Linked DNA regions of Homo sapiens: region 2 is linked to region 1. The links are chromatin contacts, found by Hi-C or POLR2A ChIA-PET in ENCODE. All regions are on one chromosome and are shown on one strand. The core of a region is the stretch at or near the end of the contact, and the rest is flanking DNA. Distances in the headings are between cores, read along the strand shown.

The links. A loop is a pair of places that touch in the nucleus more often than their neighbours do. ChIA-PET counts read pairs that join two places held with the same protein, here RNA polymerase II (POLR2A). Pooled maps may share reads with other maps.
Region 2: a loop to region 1 is called in a map with no recorded cell type, with 2.4 times the contacts of the local background. The contact joins two enhancer-like sites. A Hi-C loop is called at or near these places in 1 of 37 single-sample maps with no recorded cell type and 1 of 50 pooled maps. POLR2A ChIA-PET finds 5 or more read pairs at or near these places in 1 of 52 experiments (OCI-LY7).

The regions. Positions count from the first base shown.
Region 1 is chr1:199,082,531-199,085,372 of GRCh38, forward strand. No RefSeq gene overlaps it. Among named protein-coding and RNA genes, the nearest start is that of LINC02789, 65 kb to the right of the region's middle. Within about 2 kb of position 1,286, at least 2 of the 41 ENCODE cell types and tissues checked have a DNase peak (open chromatin) inside an H3K27ac peak, as active enhancers do.
Region 2 is chr1:200,300,759-200,303,683 of GRCh38, forward strand. No RefSeq gene overlaps it. Among named protein-coding and RNA genes, the nearest start is that of LINC00862, 72 kb to the right of the region's middle. RefSeq lists silencers at 1,516-1,705, 1,731-1,948. Within about 2 kb of position 1,598, at least 13 of the 41 ENCODE cell types and tissues checked have a DNase peak (open chromatin) inside an H3K27ac peak, as active enhancers do.

The DNA of each region.
Region 1 (2,842 bases), core at 36-2,535:
CTGATACTCATAGCTTTTGTTTTATGTTTCTTATATGATATTTATCTATCTGTCTATTACTTTGGGCAATTTGTTTAACCTTTCTGAGTTTTTTATTTGCTGAAAATCAGCTTAGTAATTAGATTAAAGGTATGACAACAATTAAGAGGCTAAATGACATAATGTACTGAAAAGCACCAAGCAGAAACTTGGATATGTATATTGCAAGCCAATCTATAGTTTCTGAGTTTCTTCTTTTCTCATTTTCTTTTATTTTTTCTTAATTAGAATATTCTCTTTTGCTACGCATAATTTAAATTTATTTTTTTACTTATACAAAACAGAATCATATCATTCCTGTTTTATATTTATCATATTTCTTTATATGTCTATGACATCATTGTTTTACCTCCAACAACCAGGAATTCCAAGACACTAGCGTATTTAAAACAGGCTTGATCATCATAGCCAGGGCTGGTCAGTGGCCACAGCCTCAGCTCCAACTGCTTCAAAAGGACTTTGTTAGAGCTGAGTGTGGCTGACCTCCCCTCTTCCCAGGGGAAAGGAGAATGTAAGGAGGTCTTCAATGTATACGTGGCATCATGGTCAAAGGCATTTTCAGTTTCCACTGTTCATACCTGGCCTCGAGTCCTACAGAATTCTGATCATTGCCAACTCAGTCCCTCAAGATTATCTCCTCCTGTCTTAGCAAATAGAGTCCCAGCTTCACTGACTGTAGCTGCTTGAGGAGAAAACAAGACCACGTCTTAGTTCCATAATAGATTAAAGGTTTTCATGAGCCATGCTGTGGCTGTGCAGTTCCCCTGGCTTTTTCTTTCACAAGAAACAAATCAATGTACTGTCTTCATTTGTTTAGTCCCAGAGTTTCCAAAGCTCTCTCTCAGGTAAGAAGAAGAGCTCAAGTGTTTTGTTTTTTTTTTTTTTTTTCCTCTCTAAGAAGACATCATCTTATCCCATTAGTTAAAGAATATTTGGTTTCATAGATTGAATCTAAAAATATGGATACTTACAAATATGAAACCTATTTATCCTGGTCAAATGATGGGATGCCATTGAAATTGAAGTGGTATTGTGTAAAGTTTGTGCTGGATAGTTGTTTTATTTATTTTATTTTGCATGCAGCTTCTGAGAAGTTTGAACAGTAGCAGTTTGTGATGTGGCAGTCACTCTTTCCAACAATACTAAGAATTAGTCTTTGTCCACACACACCAACTGCAATGCAGTCTCTGTTCTAGCACACACTGATGCTGTTGCCTATTTTCAGCTGGGTTGATGACTACATTCCAGACTCATGAAAACTAAGCACTGCTGTTATGGTACAAACCCTGGGTTTTCCTCTTGGCTGACACTAAAAATAACCCACCAAATTTGTAATTTTCAAGATAATTTTGGCTTTGGCTTTGTAAATGATGACATACATCTGGATTATGTCCTCTAACCTTGACATTGTTTCAAGTGTTATCTCTGAACACATCAGCTCTTAGTTTGTATTAAACAAATCCATATTAAATTATTTTAGTTTTGTATCTATGTGAAAAAATACAAGTGCAAATGTTTTGAAGATGATTCAGCATATATTTTCCCTAGTAATCATTTCATTTTTAAAATGTCCATATAAGTAGAATATATTAATTTACTAAGGTATAAAAAAATTTTAATGCAGTATTTTACTTCCAGCTACTTTTCTTCCACTTCAGACATAGAAAAAGAAAATATAGTTGAAAAGCAACTTATGACATTTTTCAAAGCTGCCAAGTTGTCGAACTTTGATTCTTGTGAGGTGCTAAGAATAAGCACAAGAGGGTGAAAAGTCTACCTATATCACTCTTGGGGCTCTGTGACAACTAGGAAAAGTGATTTCCACTCATTCCTCAGTCCCTGCCCCAGCAGGATGAAAGCATGTTGTTTTACAAGAAACATGCGCCTTTTCTTGAGTAGTAGGGAGACAGCTGATGCAATTGGAAGCTTTGCCATCTGTCCCTGTGACCACAGACTTTACACAGAAATGCTCCTACCAGGTCATGTATTTAGATTCTGTGGTCATGTATTTATACTATGTAATTAAAACTGCTGGGGAGAGAAAGGGTAGGCCAGACTGTGATGGTCTCTCCTTCAAGCCCTTACATAAAGTCTATTCCTGTTCTTGTTTGCCTGATGTTGATCCAGAACTTTTCAAGCTATCAATTTAGTGTAATAGATGCCTGTCATGACATTCACAAGGAAGGTCAAGCTACACACAAAATGATTTTCAAATTTTAACTTGGTAAGAATTTTTCATGAAGGATAGAATGCTGTATTCTGACTTAAGAAAAGATTTATTATTTACAGAGTGATCTTTAGCAAGACTTGGAATTTCCTCCTTCAGTGACTTTTGTCTCTCAGTCAGCTAGTGAAAGCACACAAAATGATCTTTCAACATTTTATCCAACGTTTAAATATTTTTATGGTGAGTATTTTGTAAAGGAATATAATGCTGTGAGTACATTTATCAGTGGTGTTTTTTTTCAAGTCTTATGGTGATAAACAAATCTGGGATGGGGATCATGACCCTCTGTTAGCAATGAACCTCATCACTAAGTCAGAGAGAGATTAGCTAGAAAACCTTAATGCTAAGATGAAGGGGAGAAGTGGGAACAAGAAAGAATGACAAAGAAGACAATAAAACAATATGTGCAATATGGGGGGATCTTCCTGGGGACATTTCACTGCATAGATTTACTTACCTCAACTAATAGAACAAGTTTTCCTGGTATTGGCTCCCTAAAGAACAGTACAGCTAGTAAGGATTTGCTGCTTTTATAACTTGACAAAAGAGAAAGTTTTATTCTCCCCTTAAACGTGA
Region 2 (2,925 bases), core at 348-2,847, 1.2 Mb after region 1:
TGAAATAGTGTCAATATCTAAGCAAAATACCATGAGAATATAAATCAAAGTGTGAACAGGAGAATATTAAGACAGAAAGACAATGGTTCTCTTCTGGAACCATTAGCATTTAAATACAGAAAAGAAAATGCACCATTTTAACAGCTGCAGAAGATAATAACAGACACAATTATTTTTCCCTAACTAGATGCCATGCCCCATGTACAGTAGTTCCTAATCATCCCCTCATCTTAGTCTCATAACAACCCTATTATTGTCTCTATGTTACGTAGGAGGAAACTGAGGTACCGAGCAGTTAATTAACCTTCTCCATCATGCAACCAGCAAGGCAGAGCTAGGATTTGTATCCCAGTAGCACCTTTTCCAGATTCAAGCTCAACTCCTAAATTCTCCTGCGTCTTCACTGTATTGTTTTTACAACACATTTGCAGGTTGTGGGCTAAGTCACCGGCTACTGAGAGATAAAGAAGTAACACTCCTATGAATTTTACATTTCTGGCTGGGCACCGCAGCTCACACCTGTAATCCCAGCACTTTAGGAAGCTGAGGCAGGAGAATTGTGTGAGCCCAGAAGTTTGAGACCAGCCTGGGCAATATAGCCAGACCCCATCTCAAAAACAATTGTGCATTTCTAATACTCACTGAGCCCCTGCTATCCCCTGGCTCAGTGTACATTGCTCTATATCTCCTAGCAAACCCAGGAGCTATGTATGAACTGAAACCCTGGTTAAATAGCTTGGTCAAAGTCACACAGCTCAGGTGGGGGAGGCTGGGTTTAAAGGCAGGCTGCTGATGCTATGATCCATACTTGAGGCTACTGCTGGCCACAGGCTCCATCTGAGGCCCTGTAGGGGGTGAGGGGAGAAACCCGGCCCCAGAGACAGGGTCTGAACCCTCTGCTGCCAGCCAGTAGAGAAAACAGTCCCTCACCCACAACGTGGGGATAACACTGCCTACCACACCAGGCAGTGGAAAGAATTAAATTAATTTAAATAAAGGAGACAGTGCAGAGTACCTGACACGCAATAAGCACTCAATGAGAGCTATTATTAGAGGTAACTCTCCCTGCTTTCAGTCTAATGCCATGTTTCTTATCACTTAAGGTGATCACCTTGTTGCTCTTTAAAATATTATGTATGGTTTTCTCTAAGATACATGTAAGTGTAAAATGCAGAAGAAAAGCATGCGGGGACGGGGGCGGGGGGGAAGAAATTCCGTTTTCTTTATTGATCAGCCTTTCCCCCAAAATACTTTCTCAAGGAATTATTAAATACTCAACATGGCGCTGCACTACGTTATTTTAATTTAAAAAAAAAAACGCGTACCAAACAACGAAGCTCCTGCCCTTGGGAGTTTATACACAGGCTATGTTAATATTTGCAAAGGGCCCCGAGTGTCTAAGCGGCTAATGAACGTCTTGGGTCGGTTTCCTCAAAATCCAGCCCATTGTTTCCCCGGTGAGCACGATCCGAAGCCTTATCCCATAACGCACTGTAGCCCGAATCTTTCTGCCAACAACCGCTGAAACTACCAGAGGTTAAAGCAATTAACATGAGATGCAACCTCACCGTGGCGCAGCTCCGCGCGCCCCCGGCTGCTGCGACCCGGGAGGGGGGAGCCCCGGAGCGGCTGCGCCCGGCCCCGCACCCCCGGCAGAGCAGGTTAGCTCCCCCTGGGTGGCAAGCCTTTGCAAAACAAAACCGAAAATGAGCGTTCGCTCTCCTGACAGTCTTGCCTAAAAGAACCTCGTCTATACTGCAAAATCCCATTAGGTACACAAGTCCGGTCGGCATTGTCACTTTTAGCGTGACTTCAATTTACACATTCAAAGAATACCTGTCCGGAGCATGGGACCTGGTAGAAAGGTTAGGCTCTCTCCGAAGGAAGTTCAACTCAGGATTTCCCTCCCCCGGTGCTGCACACACCATCAACGGCAAAACCTCCCCTCCCAGTTGCAGATCTAGACTTGCTGAGAAAGGTGCTGGAGATGTTTCCAAGGTCATCCCCAGCACCGCGAGTCCAGCCTTCTGCACCACGCAGATTTTTAAGAGGAGATGCCTATCGCCCGTGGGGAGTCAAAATTAGAACCTCAGTTTCCTTTGTGCTGTCACCCTACTGGTAAGAATTCTTACACTGTAGATGCACTGGGTGCTCAGAATTTTATCGATGATCTTATTATGGAAAGCTATTAATAAGCTCCAAATCAGAGACCTGCTCTGGAACCACGGAGCAGGGAGCAAGGGAGAAACTGCTATCTTTTCTTCAAACGCTCGGACCTAGCACAAGTACAGAACGTAGTGGCTGCAGGCTCGGCCGTGCTCCTAACAGCGCTGACAGCTGGATTGGCGGACGCACTCCAGCATCACTGTCAGGAATTAACACGTTCCCAATTTTCACTGCACCCTTCCACTCTTGTGTGAAATGGAGTGGAATGTTCTTTTCAGCGTTCATCTCTAAAGGGAGAAGAACTATTTCTCACTATGTGAATACCTCACGGGGGATTCCCATTAAATAAAACTGCTTGATGATGACCTAATTTGTTCATTCAAGAGAAGAAACTCTTCCTATCCATACATTATTGTTGTTATGGTTTCCGTTGTTAAATTATACATAAAAAGCCTCAGCTGAACCAAGCCTATTTTAGAAATAAAAATGTTCTTGGGACATGAATCTTAATGAGATCCTTATTTTAAATTGCGCCTGAAAATATGCATTGTTTTCAGTGCTTCCTTATATTTTCACCAATTTGTTGTCCTAAATGCATTTTAAAAAAGTTATAAAATGCATTTTCTTATAATGTGTTCTAGGTTTGTCTGTTGCCTTTTTGGTCTTAGGTTACTTTTTAGTGACCAGAAAATAAAATGTGTAGTTAAAAGAGGTTTTCCAGGCTGGGCGCAGTGGTTCACGCCAGTAATCCCAGCACAT